Regions from separate parts of the Homo sapiens genome. Here region 1 is linked to region 2. Evidence: read pairs that join two places in POLR2A ChIA-PET (ENCODE). Cell type or tissue: GM12878. All regions are shown on one strand. Each heading gives the region's core, and the rest is flanking DNA. Links, peaks and the distances in the headings are about the cores only.

The links. Peaks named below come from ENCODE experiments on the same cell type or tissue, not always from the same donor. Only the 100,000 strongest peaks of a DNase experiment are listed, where the experiment ranks them.
Region 1: POLR2A ChIA-PET joins it to region 2 with 5 read pairs; 5 of 35 experiments call an interaction of 5 or more read pairs at or near these places.

The regions. Positions count from the first base shown.
Region 1 is chr11:96,072,641-96,078,021 of GRCh38, reverse strand. The region is part of intron 2 of MAML2 (mastermind like transcriptional coactivator 2); the gene reads left to right. Among named protein-coding and RNA genes, the nearest start is that of MTMR2, 150 kb to the right of the region's middle. RefSeq lists a silencer at 2,088-2,147. In GM12878, for the core only: no CTCF peak of the experiment used is centred there; a DNase peak (open chromatin) is centred at 2,201; H3K4me3 peaks cover 867 bases; H3K27ac peaks cover 2,538 bases.
Region 2 is chr11:96,252,131-96,257,511 of GRCh38, reverse strand. The region is part of intron 1 of MAML2 (mastermind like transcriptional coactivator 2); the gene reads left to right. Among named protein-coding and RNA genes, the nearest start is that of MIR1260B, 87 kb to the left of the region's middle. In GM12878, for the core only: no CTCF peak of the experiment used is centred there; a DNase peak (open chromatin) is centred at 3,231; H3K4me3 peaks cover 2,357 bases; H3K27ac peaks cover 3,705 bases.

The DNA of each region.
Region 1 (5,381 bases), core at 228-5,227, 180 kb after region 2:
TCAGACCAGGGGAAGACAGAAAAGGAGACTGGCCAGAAGAACACCTGGGAGGGAGCACAGAGCTCTTCATTCCCAGGGGTTCTTTATAGCATGGACATTTACAGTGTAGGTACTGCCCAAATGCCCATCCACACCAGTGTTAGGGACTGAATTTTGTTTATTTCATTTATCAAGATATAATAGTTTTGAGTCATCAGTTGTATTTCTATAGCCTATAAAAAGAGCACCAGGCAAGGCAGGGCCCACCACCGCTGCAGCCACACCCAGAGTCTTCCCCATCCTGTACTGTGGACTCCACATCAGACCTGGGAGGCAGGACTCAGTGGATGAGGCTGTGTTTTGCATTTCTGAGTACAGTCCACAAAATGGTTTGCTTCTGAAAAAGCAGTAGTAGTCTTACATCCAAGATTATTCCTAAAATAAAGTTTCGACCCACATATATAATGAAATTGAAACTGCCTACATTGGCAAAGCCAGAAAGAGAGTAAAAAAGATGGGGTAGGCCAGTTGCGGTGGCTCATGCCTGTAATCCCAGTACTTTGGGAGGCTGAGGCGGGTGGATGACTTGAGGTCAGGAGTTCAAGACCAGCCTGGCCAACATAGTGAAACCCTGTCTCTACCAAAAATACAAAAATTAGCTGGGCATGGTGGCGTATGCCTGTAGTCCCAACTGCTTGGGAGGCTGGGGCAGGAAAATCACTTGAACCCAGAAGGCAGAGGTTGCAGTGAGCCTAGATCGCACCACTGCACTCCAGCCTGGGTGACAGAGCGAGACTGTCTTTAAAAAAAAAAAAAAAAAAAAGAGAGAGAGAGTTGGGGTAAAAAGTCAGAAAGAGAGATCCCAAGGGAGAAATAAAAGGAAATTTGAGCCAAAAAATGCATTTCTGATGATCTCTTCTGCTGTATAAAGATACTTTATAAGGCAATTTTAACTCTGATAACTTGCCCATTTCTGTTTGCAGAAGGAAGTCAGTCATTCTCACAAATATCTCCATTTGTTTTTCCTCCTTGTATTTCATTCAATTTTGTGGGGAAGGGTTGGAGGGCCCAATTTTGCTATTGTAAAATTGTTTCTCATTTTTCTGAACACTTGAAATGGGGTCAGATCTAAATGGCTATGAATGCAACATGGATCCAAAGGCCCAAAGGTCAGGTCCCACTTGGACAATTTTGATATGTAAAGTGCTGCTAACATTCATTTATAGACAGCAGCAAGAAGTATGAGCTGTGGCCTGGTGAAGATTCACATAGATCTCATTTTCCTCATATTCAGAGCAAGACGTTCCCAACTGTCTGTGGGTCTGCATGAGTTGTGGGGTGTGGGAGACCCCTCTATTGTCCCCTTTGAGTGTACATATTCTGTAGTGAAGCCAGAGGCAAATGTGTGAGAACCTCCCCAGGCTGTTCCTTGGGAGTGAGGGCAGCCCTGACTTCCATGGGAATGGGATTCCCTGCCAAATTCAGATGCCGAGGCTTCCCTCAGGGACCACAGCCCATCCGAGTGGAGGAAGTTGCTGTGAGAAGTTAAGCAGGCAGCTCTGAAGGGCTGTGTGTGTGTGTGTGTGTGTGTGTGTGTGTGTGTGTGTGTGAGAGAGAGAGAGAGACAAAAGAGAGCAGCCTTGCCCCATTGCTTGCATTATAGTACACATGGAATCAATTTTAAATTTCACAGAAAGAAAACAGTAAACAGAGTAAGAGGGGAGCTGGTGTGTCTCTCCAAGGTTGGTGTGTCTCTCCAAAGCTGGTGTTTCTCTCCAAGGCTGGTGTTTCTGCTCATGCATACAATACATGATGCACACCATTCATACCTCCAGGTTTTACACATATTTCTTTCACCCCTGAGCATCTGTGAGACTCAGCTTGATGATATTTCAAACGACTATGAGGATCACACCTCTTGGCAAAAGGCAGAATAACTTTCTGTTGTAATATTTTAAATTAAGAGTTTCTTCTATCTAGGCCTTGCAGGAGAGAGGAGAATGTATTAACAAATTTATTCTGAAAGTAGAGATGTGGGAGATATGTGATCCACAAAGCAGGGCCACCCAAGGTTCACTTCAGTGTTCACGTTTGGGGAAGCATGAGAATGTCACATAGCAAGGCCAACTGGCTCAAATGTATTAGCATACAATCAATATGCAAGGCGCTATCTGAATGCCGATTAGTAAGAGTCACATTGACCATGGTAGCAGATGACACATTAAACAGTATGATACCAGCCACAAACCTCACTAGCTTTTCCAGTAACCTGAAAAGACAAAGAAAAAGAGAACTTGGGGAAACTCCTATTCATCAGTCAGGTTTCCCCTTAAACATCACTTCCTTTGGGAAGCCACTCAGACAAATCCACCCCCACCCGACTTCCCCTAGCTCAGCTCTTCTCTTCTTTTACATTATACCTTCCAGAATTATCTGTCTTCCCTCTTTCAGTCCCCAGCACCCAGCACACTCCCTAGCACTCTGTAGGCACTTAAATATGTGTTCGATGGTTGATGGAATATTATTGGCTTGTGTTAGGTCTTGGAGGGTATGAAAATAGAGAAGATAGAATCCCTGCCCTGTCTGGGAAGGAGACAGACAGATAATAATAGACACCATACAATTTGTCAGACTTTGCAATGCTTGTAAGTACAGCTTCTCTAAAGGAGAACAAAAGGAAGGTTGAACTTCTGAGCACCTTAGTGATAAAACAGACCTACATTAGCTTCTTCTCTGATTCATTAATTTTACTGGTAAGAAATAATGAACAGAATCCTATTTCCTTACATTTCAAGTTTGCTACCAGGATAGCACAGTATCAATAATAATAGGCAATGGATTTCACTTGGGGGAATATTATGTCAGGAGGAAAACATGAAATATTATCAATATCCTCTCTAGGGAATCTATGTATTAGCTTTGTGATGTCTAACCTCGAATTTCTCACCTTCAGAACTGAAAGCAAATACATAATTGGATTTGCATTAAAGCTCTAAAAAGAGTGAAATTAAGAGTCACGCTCAAGTTTCCGGCTATGTTTCTTTGTTGCCTACTCCTTTTGCCACTCTGTCACTTAATTCATCTTTTTTTCCAGAGGAAAAATCAAAAGCAAAATATGCAACACCACTCCCTGCCCTCCAGTACTCCCACAGTATTATTTATTGACCACTCTGGGTGTGCTTGGCTTAACAGACAACAGAAAGGAAGTGAAGGCTCTTCCCTGAGGGTTTGCTGATGCGATTAGAGAGCCATTTAGAAAGATAACTCGAAATCTCAGACAGACACAGGAATCTAACTTTTATTCTGGTGTCAAAAATGATTTGAAACCTTTTTTGTATGATGACGTTTGTCAGTACTCCTTTTATTCCTCTCACAGCAGCCGGTGGGCGTCTCCATGCCTGATGCAGACAATATAGAATCCAAATGCAGTTGCAAAGGTGAATGACTTCAGGTGGCTTTGCGCCGCCATCGTCATCTGCACAAAATGTGGACTGACCATGGATCTTTCCTCCATATTAACCTCTCCAAGAATAGAATCTATTGAAGACATGAATCTTTTGATAGCATTTCCTTGGGGTTTTGGGAGAGAAATTACATCTTGCAGATATCTGATGAAACTCTCATGTGACCAAAAAGACTGCAAATAAGAGTTTGATAAACAGAAAACAACATGACAATAGTTTCTGGGTAACTCTTTGAACTTGTTAGGTACAGCATATACTGTCCTTCACACACCTGCTGTATTTTGAGAATCTGAGCTTATCGAAAGCCACACGGCATCAGTGGAACTGACTAGCTGGGTGACTGCATGCAAGCAGTTAGCCACTCTGCCTCAGTTTCCCTAAAAATACAATGAAATGGATAGTCAGTTGAGTGGTCCTCAGACTTTTACATCTTATAGTATGGAAGCGGACATGGATTTGCTATATTTCATTTTTCTGTGTAAGTACATTAAAAATCAAAACTACTGCCTACTATTACCATCTTTCATGAAAAAAAATATTTTTTAGCCTGAAAGCATTGAGACGAACATAACCTCAGAGTAAGCGATGGTCCTTGAAAAGTGAATAAATTTAACGGTTTGGTAAATCCCTTGCATGAATCTTATTTTTTTCAGTTCCTTTAGCAAACAAAAACTTATTCAGAAATGAACACACGTCCACAGAACACCATTAGCCTGCACAATCTACACAGATCCTTTTACCTGTACATTCTAAGCACAATACTGGAACTTACCAAATAAGTAAATAAATAGCCAACCAGAGCCGTATCACCTTCTACTTTATTACAGTGTTGGTGTTAATATTTTACAGCACTCGGCTAACTGGAATGTGGAAGGCACTGCCAACCACATCATACTCTTTCCACCCAAGATAGTAGATCGGCTTCACTCCATTAAATCGTCATTGTCTTCAGCTGCCATGACTCCTTTAATTGGCTCACACCTGTAATCCCAGCACTTTGGGAGGCAGAGGCAGGTGGATCATGAGGTCAAGAGATCGAGACCATCCTGGCTAACACAGTGAAACCCCGTCTCTACTAAATATACAAAAAATTAGCCAGGCATGGTGGCGGGCGCCTGTAGTCCCAGCTACTTGGGAGGCTGAGGCAGGAGAATGGTGTGAATCCGAGAGGTGGAGCTTGCAGTGAGCTGAGATAGCACCACTGCACTCCAGCCTGGGCAACACAGCGAGACTGTCTCAAAAAAAAAAAAAAAAAAAGAAAAGAAAAGAAATGAATCTGCAACAAGGAATTCTAATTTTTTTAAATGGAGGAGGTGTCCAAGGGACAGGAGACTGTAAATGCCAAACAAAAGCTTTTATGCAAGGCTAAATTGGTGATTTTGCACAAAACTCACAAGTAAAAGATTTACAGCACAAAGAATGTAATACACTTCAGTTAAATTATTCAGTATTGTTACAGTATTAATGCTACAGCCCAAGTTTCATTGTGTAAATTAAATACACAGTCTGTTCCCTAAGATTGTACTTGGTTTCCATAATAGTTTTTTTAAGTCCTCACAGATTGGAAATATAAATATGGAAATTTATGATTATCAATAGTTTGAGCCAAATCCTAAGAGAAGGGGTTTGGACTGAGGTCTAAAAGTACTTAACTGAAATGGAGCCACCATGAGACAAGTTTAGTCTTGGAGGCACATGTAAGCGGGTGACAAATGGAGTTTATCATGTTGGGAGACTTGCGGATTTGCCTTCTTGTTTCCTTTGGCAGAGCAGGGTAAGAGGCCGGCTTTGGCGTCATTGCTTTAGACACACAGTCCTTTTGGCATGAGGTTGGATCTCTGGTCCCATCCAGGGTTCACTTTGTAATCAATCCGTCCTTAAAATGAGGTAGGTCTTTCAGTAAGTGGCCTTCTCCTTGACAGCGAGCTCTTTCAAGTT
Region 2 (5,381 bases), core at 221-5,220:
CATGTATCAAAGATTCAATTTGACATGTATTTACTAAATGCCTAACATGCCTATGCATTTTGTTTATTCATTTATAGTAACAAGATATAGTGAGTTCATATTCTGTGCCAGCACTGTGCTCAGTATTGAAAAATTGGAGTCACAAGATTCCCACTTTCAAGAACTTACAGTCCAATGGAGGAGAAAGAAGTATGAAAGGATCAATTGCAGGGTGACAAGAGAGTGTTCCAATAGTGCAGATCCAGAGCTGTGATTTTAAAAAGATGATGCAAACCAGTTATCTCTTGCTTCATGGAGTGGATGGGCTACAGGAAATTTGACAATAAAACAAAGCTTAAATAAATTGCAACATTTGTCTACAACTCTACTGTAAAATTGGAAATGCTTTTCCACAGAAAAACCTCTCAAAATGCTGAATGCAAAAGTTGGGATCACAGAAACATTGTGCCTATTTTTGGTCTGCTGGAAACTGTATTTTTACAAGGTAATCCCTGTTTTCAATATAGTTCCTGTCTTGCCACTGGCGGTTTTCTTGTAGCATTTTTCTAGTTCTGAGATTGCTACTACCCAAAGTATTCATTTCTTTCTTACTGGGGTGTCCTCTGTCTTCACAGCCTGCTTCTGGATTGTAGGTTTTTTCCTTTCTTTCTGTTGAGATATTTATGGCATTTGATAGAGTCAAACCAGATGTATTGCAGCCGGACATACTTATGTGGCTTCAGATGTGTAAAATAAGTAACTTCCTATCTTTGTCTGTCTAGCTCAAGAGTTGACTGTGGACGAGGAATGCCTGTATTGATTCATTAATGTAATAACTATTTACTGACTGCCTACCATGTACAACCAGAAACACAGTTCCTAACCTCATGAACTTACCATGTAACATGGGAAGACAAGCACTAAGTTCTTATTTGTTTGTAATTGTGATAAGGCTCAGAGAACAAATACAGATTCCTATGAACCCATGTATAGGGGGAAATATTTAGGTTCCATTTAATACTGACATGGCTAAGTATCTCAGTATTTAAGCTGAGATCTGAAGGATAATTAGAAGATTCCTCAGGCAGAGGGAAGAGCAAAGGCTGTGTGTGGGGCAGGAAGAAATGTGGTCGTTTGAGGAACTTCGAGATCAGCGTGGCCACTGATGTGCTGCAGTGTAGCAAAGAGAGCAAAAGAAAGAGAGAAACAGGGAGGAATGGAATTCAGCTCACGGGCTCTGGAATCAGAGTTTCAAGTTGGAATCCTGACTTCCTAGCTGTATCGGTTAAGAATTTTTTTTTGTGGCATCCAAAGAACAGAAAGCCTACCTTACTGAGGTTCATATAAAAAGGGGAAATTGGCCAGGTGCGGTGGGTCACACCTGTAATCCCACTACTTTGGGAGGCCGAGGCGGGTGGATCACCTGAGGTCAGGAGTTCGAGACCAGCCTGGCCACAGTGGTGAAACCCCGTCTCTACTAAAAATACAGAAATTAGCTGGGTGTGGTGGCGGGCGCTTGTAATCCCAGCTACTCGGGAAGCTGAGGGAGGAGAATCGCTTGAACCCGGGAGGCAGAGGTTGCAGTAAGCCAAGATCGCGCCATTGCACTTCAGCCTGGGCAACAAGAGCAAAACTCTGTCTCAAAAAAAAAAAAAAAAAAAAAAAAAGGCGGTGGGGGGAAATTATCTCCACAAAACAAAAAGTCCGACAATAAGCAATAAGCTGTCCAGGGCTGATACAGGGCATGATGAGGTCATCACAGATCCAGGTTCTTTCTGTCTTCTGCTCTGCATTCGTAGCCTGTGGCTTTGTCATTCCCTCATCTGGAAATGGCGGCTGCAGCCCCAGGCACAATGGCCCGTTGAGGAAGAAGGGGGACGATGTGCAGTGTCAGGTTATTTTATCAGGAAAGTTCAAAGCTTCTCAGAAATCTTCTGTTGGAATTCTACCTGGGTGTCATAGGCCAGAACACAACCCAAATAACCAGGAAAAATGTGAAAGTGAGAAAATAGATCGTCCACCCCTAACAATGGAGGCAGCAAGTGAGAGGGGATTGGGAATGTGTGTTGATTTCCTCAACAGTGTTTGACATAACCACTTTCTAGCTTTATAATCTTAGGCAAGTAACTCAACTTCCCAGTTCCTCTTCTGTAAAATGGGGATAACACCTGAAAAGGTTGTTACAAGATTCACTGAAATAGTTTCTATGCTCAGTCAGTAATCAGCATTCAATCAATATGAGCTCTAACATGATGCTTGACAGTTATGCAACGAACAGTTCATGAAGAGCTTTGTAAGCCATATTGATAATTTTGTCTTTATCCTTAGCACAGTGAGAAGGTATTAAAGGATTTTATGCAGGGAAGTGACATGATCATATTTGTGTTTTCAAAAGAGCCCTCAGGCTGGGTGTGGTAACTTGCGCCTGTAATCCCAGCACTCTGGGAGGCCATGGCAGGCGGTGGGCGGATCGCTTGAGCCCAGGAGTTCCGGACCAGCATGGGCAACTTGGGGAAACCCCACCTCTAAAAAAAAAATGCCAAAAAAATTTTAGCTGGGTGTGGTGGCACTCGCCTGTAGTCCCAGCTGCTCGGGAGGCTGAGGTGAGAGAATCACCTGAGCCTGGGAGAGGCTGTAGTCAGCTGTGATTGCGCCATGCACTCCAGCCTGGGTGACACAGTGAGACCCTGTCTCAAAAAATAAATAAAAAATAAAAAAAGGAGCCCTCAATTTATCCTCTGCCTCTGACAAATATATTCCATTTTGTTACATTGCAAAAATTTCAGCACATTGCTTTGCTTACCCATCTTTGCTCTGGAACGACTTTTAATTCTTCTTTTGGCAATCTTGGTTGTTTTGAGATGTGTGAAATTAGAATCATATGCAGGTGTTTGAGTTCTTTTGATTTTGCTTTTTAAAAGAGTTTTTTTTTTGTTTTGTTTTGTTTTGTTTTTAGAATGGGGCAATGTAAAGCCAGAATATCAACGTCCTTTTGTCAAGATTTTCAAACCTATTTGGCTGATAGTACACTTACAAGAATAGGTAAAAAAGATCCCAAAGATTTTACTTCACTTACTTGAACTACTAGCCCTACTATTAAGAGCCACAGCAAGCTTACATGTTCAAAAAAAAAAAAAAAAAGAGCTGCAACATTCCTTTCGCACTCCCACTCGCCCCTGAGGTTCTTCCACTTCCTTCCTATGGCTTTTTTTAGAAGCGAGTGTGTTTTTCTCACGTCCGGCAACAAAGGATGTTTTGTGCTACTACTGAGGTTTGTGTGTGTGACTTACTTTAGAACTCTTTCTAGAAAATGCGATTACTATTTGCATAGGTCTGGTAGAACTTTGTATTGAGTGAAAGTCTCCGATGACTGTTTTTGTTTTTGTGTAGATTTGCCACTGCTTAACATCAAATCACTTTCCCCTGTGTGTTTTAAAATACCTCTAATAGGACCTGTCAAAATTCTCCCAGAAGTCTCACAAATTCTTACCTTTAAAGAAAGTGTAAGTGATACCTTCAGTGTATTGTATTTATTCTTATATACCTTTGCAAAGACTTCTCATCACTTCCTTAAATATGTCTGATAGTGCCATAATGAGAAGGGGACATGGTAATTAACCATCAACTTTGGTTTTCATGGAGAAAATCTATCTGGAGCAGTCACAGTATCCTATGCTGGAGCTATCAGATGCCTTGACATTAGATGTTTCCATCTAATTGTAATTCTCTGAGCAAGGAGACAAGGTGGGATAAACAGAATTCTCAGATGGCTGAGAATTATACCCTAAATCCTGGGAGAGAATTTACCTTTCCATTGTCAGATAATATGAATCATTTAAAACATGTGCTGGAACAGCTTTGCCTTTTCTTGAGGAAAATGGGGTTTCTCTCTCAAAGAGAAAGATAAATGCGCCTCAGAAGATTTTAGTGGTCGATCTCTGTCAGTGTACTACCAGCAAAAATCCCAGCAATCAATATTACAAAGAGGCAGCACTCACTTGAGTACAGAAGTAACAACATTAGCTGCTTCGTAAACAAGATGGCATGGGAGATATTCTGTTTTGAGTAAATGACAAGTCCTACAGTCTAGATAGGAAGATTTCTCCTCCATATGGATTTTGTGATTTCGTCTTGTGTTGAGTAAGGAAGGGGAGCTTGGATTCCAAGATCAATTTAATGTCTATATTCCTTGGCATTGTCATGTTAGAGCAGCACATCTCAGATGGCTTTCAATAGTTATTTTAGCATTGATTTTCCTCTACTAGAGTAAATCAAAAGATGATTTAGAAAATCAAAGTCAGTTTTCCTTGGAGTTTTCTCAGAATAAAGGGAAGCTGTGGTGTTGAAGGGTTTTTTTGGCTCCTATTTACATATGATGCAAAATCAATCTGTGTGAATCTCTTTCCTCTGTTGAGCTCTACTATAGGCTCTACTATATGCAGAGCCTTGGGTATTTCTGTGCGAGGGGGATTATGCAAAAGAATTTTAAGGCATGCCACTTGACTTTGTGAAACCAAGTATTTGTTTAAAGAGACACGATATTATAGTGGGAGGCTGTTTTGTGAGAACCCACACTTTCATGTCAGCACCCTGAGATGGGATCCCATTACGCCCTTTAACCAGGCAAGGGACTTTATGCAGTTCTTCGTCAGGAAAATGGAGACAATTAAACTGCTTTTCTCATAGGTTGTTGTGTAAAAGGCAGCAAGATGTGGCTGTGTAAGAACATGACTGAAGCCAGACTGCTTATGCTTAAAACCTAGGTGAGCTGTTTACACCTGATATGACCTTGGACAAGTCTCATCTAACTTCTCTTGCCTCAGGTGCCTCATCTGAAGATAGCAGTGATGTTAGTGTCTGCCTCCTGCCTCATAAGCCTGTCATGTTGAGACCATCCTGGCCAACATGGTGAAACCCCGTCTCTACTAAACATACAAAAATTAGCCAGGCATGGTGACACGCGCCTGTAGTCCCAGCTACTTGGGAGGCTGAGGCAGGAGAATTGTTTGAACCCGGGAGGCAGAAGTTGCAGTGAGCAGAGATCGCTCCACTGCACTCCAGCCTCGTGACAGAGCGAGACTCCAGGTCAAAAAAAAAAAAAAAAAAAGAGTTAGTCAAGGTAAAGCGCTGAGAACAATGCCTTGCACAAAACATCACATAAGGGTTTGCTTTCATTATTGTGAGGATTAGATATAATGCATGTGAAATACTTGACACATGTAGAAGGTAACTATTCACTGTTATTTATATAGAGAACTCAGCAAAATGTGTAGTACATTTTCAGAACTTAATGTTGGTTGACTTCATTTTCTATTGTACATGTCTGTGTGTGTGTGGGGTGTGTGTGTGTGTGTGTGTAGAGAGAGAGAAGCACATATTTCCCAACAGCATAACGAGTGTAA